Regions from separate parts of the Homo sapiens genome. Here region 1 is linked to region 2. The links are chromatin contacts, found by Hi-C or POLR2A ChIA-PET in ENCODE. All regions are on one chromosome and are shown on one strand. The core of a region is the stretch at or near the end of the contact, and the rest is flanking DNA. Distances in the headings are between cores, read along the strand shown. Region 1 overlaps LINC01350 (long intergenic non-protein coding RNA 1350). Region 2 has its middle 120 kb from the start of CBSLR.

Region 1 (6,402 bases), core at 1,432-3,931, 160 kb after region 2:
AATTTTCCCATTCTGAAAATAGATGGTAAGTGATGAAGAAATGTGTTTACTGTCATAGAGAGACGTCCAAACATATTGCTGAGTGGAAAAAGGAGTTTAAAAAACAACATATAATGTATAATTTCATTTTTATAGAACTATGTACATACATCATATTTCATATACCAATGTCTGGGAGAATTTTTTAACAAAATATCAAAATGAAATTATGTTTCTTTAAACTTAATATAAAATAGTAAAACTAAATTAAAAAAATTTTAAAACCATGCAAAAATAGATAATGAGTTTTCCTCCAAGGTAGGACAAATTTTATCATTTGTAAAGGAATAAATATCAAAATCAAGGTGGCTTACTAGAAGAAAACCCTAGGTTGGTTTATTTGAGCCTGGACCCATAAAGGACCATGCTAATGAGGAAATTTCTACTATTCCTAAGTGAAGGTGGAAATCAGGCTGGATCCAGGTGTCTTTTGGTCCTGCCTTAAACTTTGTCACTTTCTATAAGCCCATCCTTCAACATAATCTATTTCCATCTATGCTTTGCTAATAGTAACAACTCTACTTCCTAACCCATTTCTATAAGCAAGTTATTTTGGCTCTGCCTTTGAATAATTTTGTCAGTTAAATCCTGATTCCTTCTTTTTATTCAGGGCTTTATCCTAAGAATGCTCAGGAATCCTGAGTCCCAGCCCCGTGTCAGTTTTGGAAGACAAATTTCCTGCCTAGCTCTGCAGCACAAATGCTGCTCTGCCAGTTTTTCTGTGGCTTTGTTCCACCTTATCTGCAGTGGCCAATGGTAGGTATCATGTCCTGGTGCCCTCTGATGCAGCCTGCCACTTGCTCAGCTGTACCTTGGCATATATCCCTCTGTTTTGCGGTTCTTTGTGATTGTCCCTTTCAGATTAGAAGTGCTTTATAATAAATTGGTAACTGTGCTTATTTGGCTGTTGAAAAGGGAGTCCTTTTAAAAAGGAAACTTAGCCCTTAAAACACATACACACACACACACACACACACACACACACACACACACACACACACATTTAAATATTTTCCAGATTGCTTTCTTTGCTTTTAAAGGTCACCTGAAGGTGAAGGGGTTGAAGGACATTTTATTGGGCTGTTTACTCTGCATTAAATGTCCTTCCTTCTTTCTCCTTATCTAGTACAGCCCTACCTTCAAGGTCCAGCTGAAATTCCAGCCACTCTGTGAAACTTTTCTTATCACCCTGGCCTTGGAGATTTGCCCTTTCTCTGTGCTCTGGTAACACAGAATGTCTGCATTAGCTTTTTCAAACTTAGCCTATGCTGCCTGTCTGTGAAGTATAAGCTTTGTTTTCCCAATGAGACTATCAGCTTTGTTTTCCCAATGAGACCATCACTCGTTTATAGGCTTGGAGTAAGAGTGGCTGAAATCCTATCTCCATCACTTGTGAGCTGTACGACCTTGTTCAAGCCACTTCCCATCGCTGTGCCTTAGGCTCCTTCTCTGTTCAGTGTAGTCATAGTACCTATCTTTTAGAGTTGTTGGGAAGATTAAATGAAATAATACATGCAGTGTGTTTAGTACAATGCCTGGCACATAGTTAGTGTTCAATAATTAATATATTTTATACACTTGTAATTTAACTACTATGTAGTTAAAGGAACTGGTGAAACAGTTATGAAACAGCTAATAGTCTACAGAAATAGTTTCTGCTCTGCCAAATCCAGCAGGGAGCCAGAGGGCAAGGGAGTCAATTAAAGCACAGCAAGAAATTGTTTTTGCCCCAGGGGAATTTACATTCTAGGATTTAATAACTAATTAGCCAATTATTTATTTAAATACTAATCTTTTCAGAAGTACAGGGTGCCATAAAAATGTCTGTGTCTCCCTGAAAGTCTTGGGGAGGTTCCCCTGAGGAAGTGGTAAATGAATTTAGATCTTAAAAAGGAATAGGTGTGAACAAGTTGAATGTCAGGAAGTGTATTCTTGGCAAAGAGAAGACCATGTGTGGGGACTTTGAGCTGGAGGGAAGTGTGGATAATCTGAGGACCTCAGAGACAGCCAGTGTGGCTGGAGCATGATGGCTGAATGAGAAGAGAGAGAGCTCCAAAGGAGCCAGGTTGGATTTTAGGTCTGTCATTTTCCCAGTATCTTGTAACTATACATTAAGGAGCTTATTTATACTCATTAATGATTTAGTCTACGTGGATGCTGGTTCATCTGATTCTTTTAAACAATAAAAGAAAGTGTTTTCTGGGTATATGGTATATCGATAAGAGTCTGGTCAGGAAAACAGAAACTGCATTGGGCATTTCAACAGTGAGAATTTAATATGAGAAGTTGGTTAAACAGGACTGGAGAAATAAAAACCCAAAGAAGGGATGCTGAGGTCACAAAGAGAGAGTGACTATAAGAAGCTGCTGCCTCTCCAGATCAGAATCTTAAGCTTTGTCTGCATTGCCTCTCTCTCTCACTTCCAGTCTCTCACAAAGTCCTATCTTCACAGCTCAGAGAGCTATAATGCAGAACCTTATGTGTCAGGGAGTGGAGGACAGGAGGTGCAGGCCTGGTTGCTGCCCAGCACGTGCTGGTACCTCAGGAGCTCAGAAGAGCTGGGAAGACTTCCCAGCTAGTGCTGGTACCTGTACCTCTAAGAGGGCACATTCAGGTTAGTTCTTAGAATACTAAAATAAAAGAGGAGACTGAAGCCAACTGCCCATCCCAGGATGCAGAGCTATTATTGCTCAGGTGATGATAGGAAGAGGAAGAAAGCAAAGAGTCTGCCATTTAACCTCCCTCTAGCGGCCACTATTGGTAGAAGCTGACAGGGAGTCAGCAGGTTAAGCTGATTTGCAGAGTCCTAGACCCAGTATCACGTAATAAAGATATGAGGGGTAAAAAATAAGAACAATGGAGAAGGTGGATATTGATAGCTGGATATGAAGGGTGACATGGTCTTGCTTTGGGTAGCATTTGACTCTCTTATTTCTGCCCTTCAACATGCAATACATTACTTTCAAAGTCTTTGCAGAAAAATTATTTTATTAACTCATTAACTCTTTTGAGAGTAATCAAAATGAATTATTTTGCTAAAGCAGAAACATGGAAGAAATCTTTTTGTAAGTTTTATGCCATGCCAGTCACTGATTGGAGATATATTTATATCTATCTCTATATAGAGATAGATATTTTCACACATACAGACATATACACATATATATTTTATTTAATTTAAAAATTGTTGAAAAAGAACAAAAATTTGTAAGATCTCACTGTTGGCCTTCAAGCTGTTGGAAACTATGATACACATTCATGAAAAGGAGACTGAGGGTCATTATACAGGTTGGTTTCAGCTCCTAAGGGGTCCTGCCATCCCAGATCTGTGAACTCCAGGGAAAATCTCTACTTTTCTACCATTTCCTTGGTGATTGATTGCAAATCCCCTGGGGTTTGGAGAATCACATATATCTTTCCTCCCAGCTTCTGCTATAGGTTTTCATTTGCTGTTGAAGTTGAGCAGGAACCACCCAGAGCTCTACCCAGAGACCTTTTTATTTTCCCCTACCCCATAGCGTGAAATATTTTTGTTGCTTAAACCACAAACAATATGTTATAAATCATTTCTCAGTATTTATAAATAAAAATATTCTTAAAAGTTACACATTGTTTAAGCACCAAGCTGACTGAATTCCAACCACAAGCAACAGATGTTTTAGTCATCCCAAGCAATTCTAACGAAGATAAAACTGTGATTTTCATTTGATATTTTGGAACATTAAAAATAATTGTTGGAGTCCCCAATACTACTTTTAAGTGCCTCAGGAGACACAGACTTAGGTATAATTTTTTTCATGTGTACTATATTAAAAGATACATTTGCTTGGAAGACCTGTTTAGTGCAAAAGTGTGACTTTCGGCCAATTCCTCTTAATTAATGACAATGCTTCAGTTAAGTACTTTAGTTCCTTTGTATCAACTCCCATATTTCTCCAGAGAATTTGTGAAATAAGCACCTTGACTGGTGTGGAAGGAGTTTTTACTACAAATTTTTCATAAAAAAGGAACATTGAAATGCTACTTATCAAATTGGCTCATCTGTCTCAAATATTCATTTCCTAGAAATAATCCTTTGTTATTATCCGTAATAACTGAAACCTTATCGTTTTATTTCACCTGCTTTCTTTGTTTTGGTTTTCAGCATTAAAAAGCAATAATAACTTTGGCAAAAAATAATTCCTGTAGATCATTATTTTGAGGGTAGTCCTACTTGGCCTATTAGTTCCGCTGTAGTGCAATGTGTTTTGATATTGTTACTTAAATCAACACCAACCAGAATTACTGGCAGTCACAAACAAAAGTCTAATAATTCAGTGTTGAATTGTAAAGCAAAATGCATTTAAAAAATTAAGACTGCAAAGAAAGATGGAAATAACTGTATGATAAACATATAGACATGTTTATTTCTCAAAAATATGAGTTTGTTATAGATTCCTTAAAAAATTGCCTGGTTATCAATTTTTAAAAATAAATTACGCATTATTTATGTGTTTGCTTTTCTGCTGGTAACAATATTTATGTAACAAACAAAAAAATAAAAAACAAAAAAAAGAAAAACCCACAGTGCAAACATAAACCTTTGATGAGGCTTGGAATTCTTTCTACTTTTAATCTGCATAACATTTGCCTCCCCTTCATTGGCTCAATTATGGATTTGAAAGACTGATTCTCAAAAGGTGATCCTGTATGCTTTGCCTCCCAGTAGAAATTTTGCCAAAGAGTGCTGGATTATGCCTTATGTTGTAGAGTTGCATACTTTAACATTAATGTATAAAAAGGTAATTTTTATTAACTTAGCAAAGTAGAAACATTGACCATTGATTATGAAACATGGTTACTATTTTTAAATTAACAAACTTAAGAAAACATTAAAAGATGTTAATAAAAACCTAAGTAGCGTTTTGTACCTTCCTTGATGATCCTTAGCTGTTGTCAATCAAACTGCATCTCTAGTCTATTTTTAGTCTGGAAAGAAACTGCTTATCTTTAACTTGCCCAAAGACTCTTCTGGGGCTTTTCCACTATGCTGAAATTTTAATAACATCTCTAGATAGTTCTTCATTTCTGTTACAAGATTTAACTTCCTTATTGAGGCAATCTTTTGACTGTCTTCAGCTTCCTCAGTTATCAGTACTTAGTTCTCTTGTTAACCTAAGTTCCATGTACCTAGTCTCTTACTTTCTCCTAAATGGGGTAAAAATTCATTTTTATTCACAAAGCTACTGCTGATGGAGAGAAATTACAGGTGTGATGTACTTCTCCTCAGTAGTAGCATACCAACTTAGCAATCACATTTTCCCCCCTCAACTATGCATAAACTTACTAGCTTCATTTGCCCCTTCTTTAAAAAACAAACAGACAAAAAAACAAAACAAAACAAAACAATTTTGAGCTACTTTTCTTTTTCCTTGGCAAACTGCTCAGCTGGGTGCCTGTAAAATGAAATGTACATCAAATACATTCCATAGCGACCCTCACATTCATGATCTAATATGGTTTATTGCTAGTGTTACCTAGACCATATACTCTAAGTTAAACATCTAAGTAATATTGAAATGTAACTTTCAAAAACACGTTAAAATTCTCTAGGGAATCAACAAAAATGCAAAGTAATTTTAAAACAAATTCTAATATTAGAGAAAATAATAACTATGTGTAAGGGTGCTTTCTATGGCTAGCAAAAGGAAGCCCCTTATAATAGCCCTTGGTAGGCAGAGCTGTTTTGGCGGGGAGGACATAGGAAACATGGCATAAGGGCCAAGGAGACTCCTACGACTGAAGAATCAGGAAACTGACCTCATCCCTTTTGAGTTTAACATTATTAGAACATCATTGGTAGACAGAGTTCAACTAACTTCAGCTAACTGAAGTTCGCTCCTAAGAAATGTGTAGAAGTAGTGTCCCAATCTTAACACCAGGGTTGGCGTGTTGATGGCACATATCCACAATATGTGGATATGGTAGAAGGTATTCTTTACTAAGCCAGACATATGCTTGGGATCATGTTTAGCTGCAATGACTGAATATGTGATTATGACTTAAAACAACTGCAGCAAGGATCAGCAAGGCAATCACTGCAGCTGGACAAGCATCCATTGGGCTTCTAGTGTTCAGTAACTGTGTAAATGTGGTTGCTACTGAGGAATTATGCTAGCGGTCTCATTAGACCCTCTGGTTCTCTCCACTTGGTCGTTTGGAAGTAGAAACGATCACTTGGGGCTGAATAAGCATTAAGATACTTGTATAATTAACAGCAAGCAGTGGTTTCTAAAGGAAAATACTGGACTTGCTAATAAGTAATTAGTTAGTAGTATAATGGCAGTATAATCACCTTTGTATTTTGAGCTGATAAAGAAGGTC
Region 2 (6,288 bases), core at 3,789-6,288:
CAATATCTATTCTACAACAATATTCTATAACACTCTGCCAGTATTCTACAACATCATTTTGATGGCTGTGTACAGCTCTGTTGTATGGATATAACATAATTTAATTAGCAATCCTCTATTTTGGAGCACTAGTTTTCAGTTTTTTATTATTATTACAAATGTAGCATTTTGAACACTTTTATAGGTAAAATTTTGTGCACAACCATGATTATTTCATTGGAATATATTATTTGTTGAGTCTAAAGCATAGAGCACTTTTAACCTTTTAATAAATTTGACAAACTTCAGCCCCCGCAGAAATATTGTTGTTGTGTGTACTCTTAGTCTTGTCTATTCTGCATTAATAATAATAAAAAAAATCCCCTGCCTTTGTTCTGGAGCATATGCATTAGTGAACTCAATGAGTGTTAGAAATCTACGTCTAATTAAAAAATGTAGCTGGGCCCACAGACATTACTTTGTTATAGAAAGGCTTTAATATTTTTATTATCTTAGTTAACAAAACCATTTGTGAGCCATGAGTTCTATCTGTGAAATGGATCATTAGATGGAGATTGGCTTATCATTGAGTTCTAAAGCCCTAGAAATCTTTTTGTCTCTAAAGAGGCAACAAATAGGCTAATACTCTACTGAATACCTAAGAGAATCAGTGAGCAGTTGTGATATGATGGTATCTACCACTGATTCCTGATGTGAAATTGTTCAAGGGAAGGGAACTAACTCTTGTTAGAAGCCAGGCACTATACCCATGGGGAGAATGTTCACTGGGTGTCTGAAGCCTGGCAGCAGGTGGAACTGCAGCCAGATGGTGGCCCAGCCAGGAGAGTGAGCCAAGGCCTATGCAGTGCATGGAGAAGAACCCTAGCCCCTGCTGCACAGATTTGTGCCCATTGGCCTGGATGGAGTGGTGGGTGCAGCAGTTCCTGGCTAGAATCATCAAATGGTCATAGCAGCTGCCTGAGAAGAAACACTACCATGGTGAACTCTTCACCAAAAGAGAACCATGGTGCCCCATCCACCTGCTGCAGCCTGGCTGAGCACTGGCCATACCTGAAGTGAGAGCATTTGGACTTTTGTACCTGCTGTTCCATTGGGCCCAATCGCCAGAGGTCAAAGGCTGAACCTGTATGACCTCAATTCTGCTTACTGTACCCAGGGACCCACCCTTAGGACTGGCAGGAAGGAGCTCCAGGCTAAAAAAGAAAAAAAAGAGAGAAACCAGGCACTGTACATACATTTACATCATGAAATCCAAACTACAGGCTTACTGAGGTTATGTATTAGCCTTTTGATTTTCAGAAAGATAAATTGAAGCTAAGAGATTATTCCATTTGTCCGAAGTCACGTAAGGTCTAAGGTGGAGTTGAGATTAAAATATAGGTCTACCTAACTCCAAACGTGTATGCCACCCAAGCTCATTCCTGCCCTTATCATAGTGCACTATCTGATTGAACCATTAGCTCAAGAGTATTCCTTGAACACAAAGATTAAATATGAAATGGATACGGTATTTAATAATACATGTCTACCTCTCCTGAGCTCTTAAGGCACTCAAGGTTGGAACAAAGCTGTTTTGTGGCCCCTTCCTATGTTCCTAATTTAATGATGGTCAGTAAGACTCAGGAATCTGACTGCTCCAGTACTTCTTTCTTATATAGTCTCCAAATTTCTAATAACATGAATTGGCACCTACTAACCATAAATTTATAGTCCTAGAAACATTGACCTGAACAGATCACCTAATCATATCACTTCTAATTTTTAAAATGCATACCACTCTAATGGGGGAAAAATAGATATTGCCAGAATTCATTGCAAGACAAATTCTTGGATGGGACAGTAATGAGGCAGTGTCTGGTTTTCATTAAAGGTAATAAATAAATAATTCATAACCCAAACAAAAGTAGTATAGGCTTTGTCATAAACATTATTACTATCCAATGCACTAATTGTCAGTGGAATATGCTTTGAGGAACGTGAAATGAGACCTTTCTTCCTACCCTATTTTAGTTTAGTTGTCACTTGACTCCTTGAGAGCTTCAAATCTAATCTATTTTAAAATGGCTAGAGAAAAAAGTACATTACTCAAATGTGAAAAGTGTTGCAAGAGAAATTCATCCTGAGTTCAATCAGGAAGGGATCACTGTTTTGCTTGTTTCGTTTATGGGTAATATAGTTTTATCTCCATAGAAGTTTAAATTTCATGCTCAGGATTAAAGATAGTAAAGTGCCAGCCAAATTGGTATTTTTGGAAAAGCTACATAAGATTTCACATTCAAACCTTAAACACATTATTCCTTTCTTCATTGTATTACTTAATCTGTTTTTCCTTCCTATGGAACTAGCTTTTGTTTTGAAATATGACATAGTAATGGACTATTGCAAAGGAAAACAAGAATAAAGAAATATGATTTTTTGGTGTTGTTTGTATGCATAAGTATAAAGTACTTATTATTGTTAAACCAAGCTTTTTGTTTTACCTGTTTGGAGAAATAAATTTCTCTGTGCCACATGGCATTCCCTGCTGGCATTTTATGGGGCCACATAGGAATGAATGGTCGATTATTTTTTGGAAGGTGGTTTGTTGTAGAGGATAAGAATTTCATGCAAACAACATATATACAGGGTAGCATAAAATGGAATTTAATGTATAAGCAAGGATATGACAGTGTAAAAAAATCTTGGATGCAGAATCAGGAGGTCTGTGTAAACAAGAGGTGGTTGTGGGGACTGCGCTCTGAAAGGAGTTAACTCATTCTGTGACAGGAAGCAGACTTGGGAGAGGAAGAAGGAGGGATTTCACAGCTTCAGAGTGGGGACCATGGAAGTTCAACACAAAGGATGGCTCTGGATAAGTCTGTGTGATGCCCTGTCCTGGGAAAAAAAACACTGCATAGGGAGAAGCGAGTATGTGAATGAGCCTCAGGATGTGACTTTGGGAACCCCGTTAATTTTGGTGGGGAGTACACTTGGTTGAGTGCAGCCTAATTCCCATCTGGGCTCATCCTTGCTTGTCCCTTTAAGCACTATGAGGCCCAGCCAAGAATCTGTACTCTGATGGTGGAAGTGACTGGAACCAGAGACTCAGATGAGGTCACCTGGGAAACAAATGTAAGTAGAGAAAAAGAAGAGAATCCAAGACTGTTCCAAAGTTCAGAGGTAGGTAGTAAAGGAGGAGTTGAAGAGGAAAAGACCAGTGAGGTAAGAGGAAAATTAGGACAGTGGGGCGACATTCTTCTGGGGAGAGAAAAGTGTTTCAGAAAGTTAAGGAGTGGTCAGTAACACTAAATGTTGCTAAGAAGTTCAGCATGACGAAGGCACAGGATGTGTCCATTGAATTTGGTAGCATGGAGGTCATTGGCGAACTCAACAAGAACATGGAAGCTTGATTGGAGTGGTTGAGATGAGACTGGGAGGTATGAAAGTGGAGACAGGAGATAGAGTTATTCTTTTGAGGTGTTTGCTATAAAGAGAAGGAAAGAAATGGGGTAATAACTAGATAGCATATTGGGTCAAGGGAGGGTGATTTTTCTAAATAGAGAAACTAGATCTGATGCAACTGATTCAGAAGCATGGGAGAAATACAGTGATATAGGACAGAGAGGGTATAATTGCAAAGTAGTGGGAGAACATAGATTCAGAGATCTAAGTAGAGTAGGTGGGCTTTTTTGGAAGAAAGGACACATCTACCTTAGTAACTTCAGGAAAGAAGGTAGAAAGCAGACGCACAGAAGAAAGGAGATATATAGATTTGGTGATGAGAAGATAAGGTAACTCCATTTAAATTGCTTCTAATTTCTCAGGAAAATAGGAGGTAAGTTCAACAGCTGGGATGAGACAGAGATGTCTGAGGAAGAGAAAGAATAAAATAGCTGTCTATGAGAGCTGGAAAACAAGCACACTGGGGAAGTGTCAAATATCCATTCATGACTCTGAGTCATGAATTTATGGTGGAACTATTTAGTGGCATTGAGTGGTTTTCTTTAGCAAAATTCAGTTACAAGAATTTGGCCAGAGTTAAATTTAATCAGGTTTGAAGGTTTTCTGGGGAAGTCAGAAGGAGGGAAGGGGCAGAAAGTAATTAAAGGAGTTTGCATGCAAGCAGGTGTCTGGGCACAGATGGCAGTGAGGACATGAAGGTAATGGACTGGAAAAAATGTCACCAGTGAGTGGAGGAGTGGTCAGGAGGTTGATATATACCATCCACAAGGAGGGAGATGTGAGTGAATTGTGGTCTAATGATATGAGCTGGATATTTTAAAGAAGGAGAGGCAAAAGAAAGCTTTGAAAATGGTACTAGGAGCTAGGAAGACATCAACCAGGCTCTAGGTTCATGGGTTATTAAGAAAAAAGCAACCCTTGCTTGTGGTTATAGGAAGGAAAAGGTTTCAGTTATGAAAAGAAGATGAACACCAACTGGGAGTCCCCAGTAGCCCAGTAAAGGAGAGGATAGAGAAGGTGGGGGGAATGAATGGAGGAGTATGGGATCCAGACCGGAGGGAGATGGGTGGATGAATGATAGGGTCTTAGGCTTCTGAGAGTGGTTGAGTTAAAAGGGAATAAAGCATGAGAAATTCATTTTGATGGCCTCTTCATGGAAGGCCCAGAAGTTCAGGTCTCTGTCCCATACTATAACTAGAAGGAGTGGAGAAGCTACAGATGAAAGGTGTTATATGAGCTTCCTTGGGGTTTCTGGCCTCAGCTAGAGGTCCACCAGCTAGAGGTTCTTATTGTGACTGACTAGCTGCATGCCCTTGGGCCAATTCTTGTCTGCTTTCCTCATGTATAAAATGAGTCATTTTCAGTGCTCATGTGCTATTCTCATTCTCGGGAATGGTTCTTACTTCCTTGTCAGCCTGTTGAAATCCTAGACATTCTAAGAATTATCTCAGAAGCTGTCATTAGGCTATTCTCAATGTAATCACCCAATCAACCAGAAGTGACATTTCACTTCTCAGAATCACTGTTACACTGTCTGAACCACCCTCATGACAGTTATCAACATCTTCTAACTAATAGAGTTATTTGTGTTTATCTCTCATATATGTTGAAAACACCATGAGAATAGGAGAGGTGACACATTCTTTTTGCTCATAGCAGGTGCTTGATAAGTGTCTGTCAAATGAACCAGTAAAGCATACTTCTGGAGGACAAAGTAGTCATGAAGTAATGGAGACTTATTAGAAAAAAAAAGTGAAAACAATCTTGTATTTCAAATTTGCATGAGACATTTAGGTCAGTGGAAAATGTGATGTCATCAGGTCTAAGAGTTGCTTGTGTGGCTGTTGCCACAAACTTGTGTCAGTTACAGATAGAATAAATCTATTAGCAGAGAATTAATTGCTGTATGCAGATAGCTTCATGGAGTTGAAATAATTCTGCCATGTTAAGTGGAAAATAGCAGAGGAAGAAAGGAAGAGGTGAAAATTAATGTATTTGAAAGAATGTTGAAAATACAAGAACAAGTGGAAGGAAATACTATAATTCTTAGGCTTTAAAAAAAAACATAAACGTAAATGTAGAGGCCAGGCGCAGTGGCTCACACCTGTAATCCCAGCACTTTGGGAGGCTGAGGCAGGCGGATCACCAGGTCAAGAGACTGAGACCATCCTGGCCAACATGGTGAAACCCCGTCTCTACTAAAAATACAAAAATTAGCTGGTCATGGTGGTGTGCACCTGTAGTCCCAGCTACTCAGGAGGCTGACACAGGAGAATCGCTTGAACCTGGGAGATGGAGGTTGCAGTGAGCTGAGATGGCGCCACTGCATTCCAGCCTGACTGCAGAGTGAGACTCCACCTCAAAAAAAAAAAAAAAAAAAAAGTAAATGTAGAATTTGTTCTAATACTCAAGGGATGAAAAATTTCTCCAAGCTAATGATTGTCTAAAGCACATATTTCTACTGGGACATGTTTTAATTACTGGGCTGTGGAAATCATATGACATGGGTTGGAATGTGAGTTGTTCTGTCTGTTAAGTGAAGAATTTTTAGTGGCTGCATTTTTTTGAATGAAACATTGAGTCACATGATCTGACAAGAAAGAATGTACTTATGGGGTCAATGGGACAGAATACTGGACATTGGAAAATTTCCAATAGGAATAGGAAAACACCAGTTTATGTTATATAACACCACCATCACTATTACCACTACCACTGCCATCACCTACAAAAATAGGAGCAAAAGCCTTCTAAGCACTGTGTCAGTGTCTGTTCTGCATATTTTATGTCTTGCATTAGTCAAGGTTCAACCAGAGACACAAGACCAGCAGGACATATATAAAGACA

What was found. A loop is a pair of places that touch in the nucleus more often than their neighbours do. ChIA-PET counts read pairs that join two places held with the same protein, here RNA polymerase II (POLR2A). Pooled maps may share reads with other maps.
Region 1: a loop to region 2 is called in a map of Calu3, with 5 times the contacts of the local background. The contact joins two enhancer-like sites. A Hi-C loop is called at or near these places in 5 of 168 maps with a recorded cell type or tissue (B cell, CD8-positive, alpha-beta T cell, Calu3 and 2 more), 1 of 37 single-sample maps with no recorded cell type and 6 of 50 pooled maps. POLR2A ChIA-PET finds 5 or more read pairs at or near these places in 2 of 52 experiments (T-cell and activated naive CD8-positive, alpha-beta T cell).

What each region holds. Positions count from the first base shown.
Region 1 is chr1:185,593,475-185,599,876 of GRCh38, forward strand. All of the region lies in intron 2 of LINC01350 (long intergenic non-protein coding RNA 1350), which reads right to left. The region is part of intron 1 of LOC107985239 (a long non-coding RNA gene); the gene reads left to right. Among named protein-coding and RNA genes, the nearest start is that of LINC01350, 32 kb to the right of the region's middle. Within about 2 kb of position 2,682, at least 3 of the 41 ENCODE cell types and tissues checked have a DNase peak (open chromatin) inside an H3K27ac peak, as active enhancers do.
Region 2 is chr1:185,435,098-185,441,385 of GRCh38, forward strand. It overlaps the pseudogene MCRIP2P2. Among named protein-coding and RNA genes, the nearest start is that of CBSLR, 120 kb to the left of the region's middle. RefSeq lists an enhancer at 4,920-4,969. Within about 2 kb of position 5,039, at least 6 of the 41 ENCODE cell types and tissues checked have a DNase peak (open chromatin) inside an H3K27ac peak, as active enhancers do.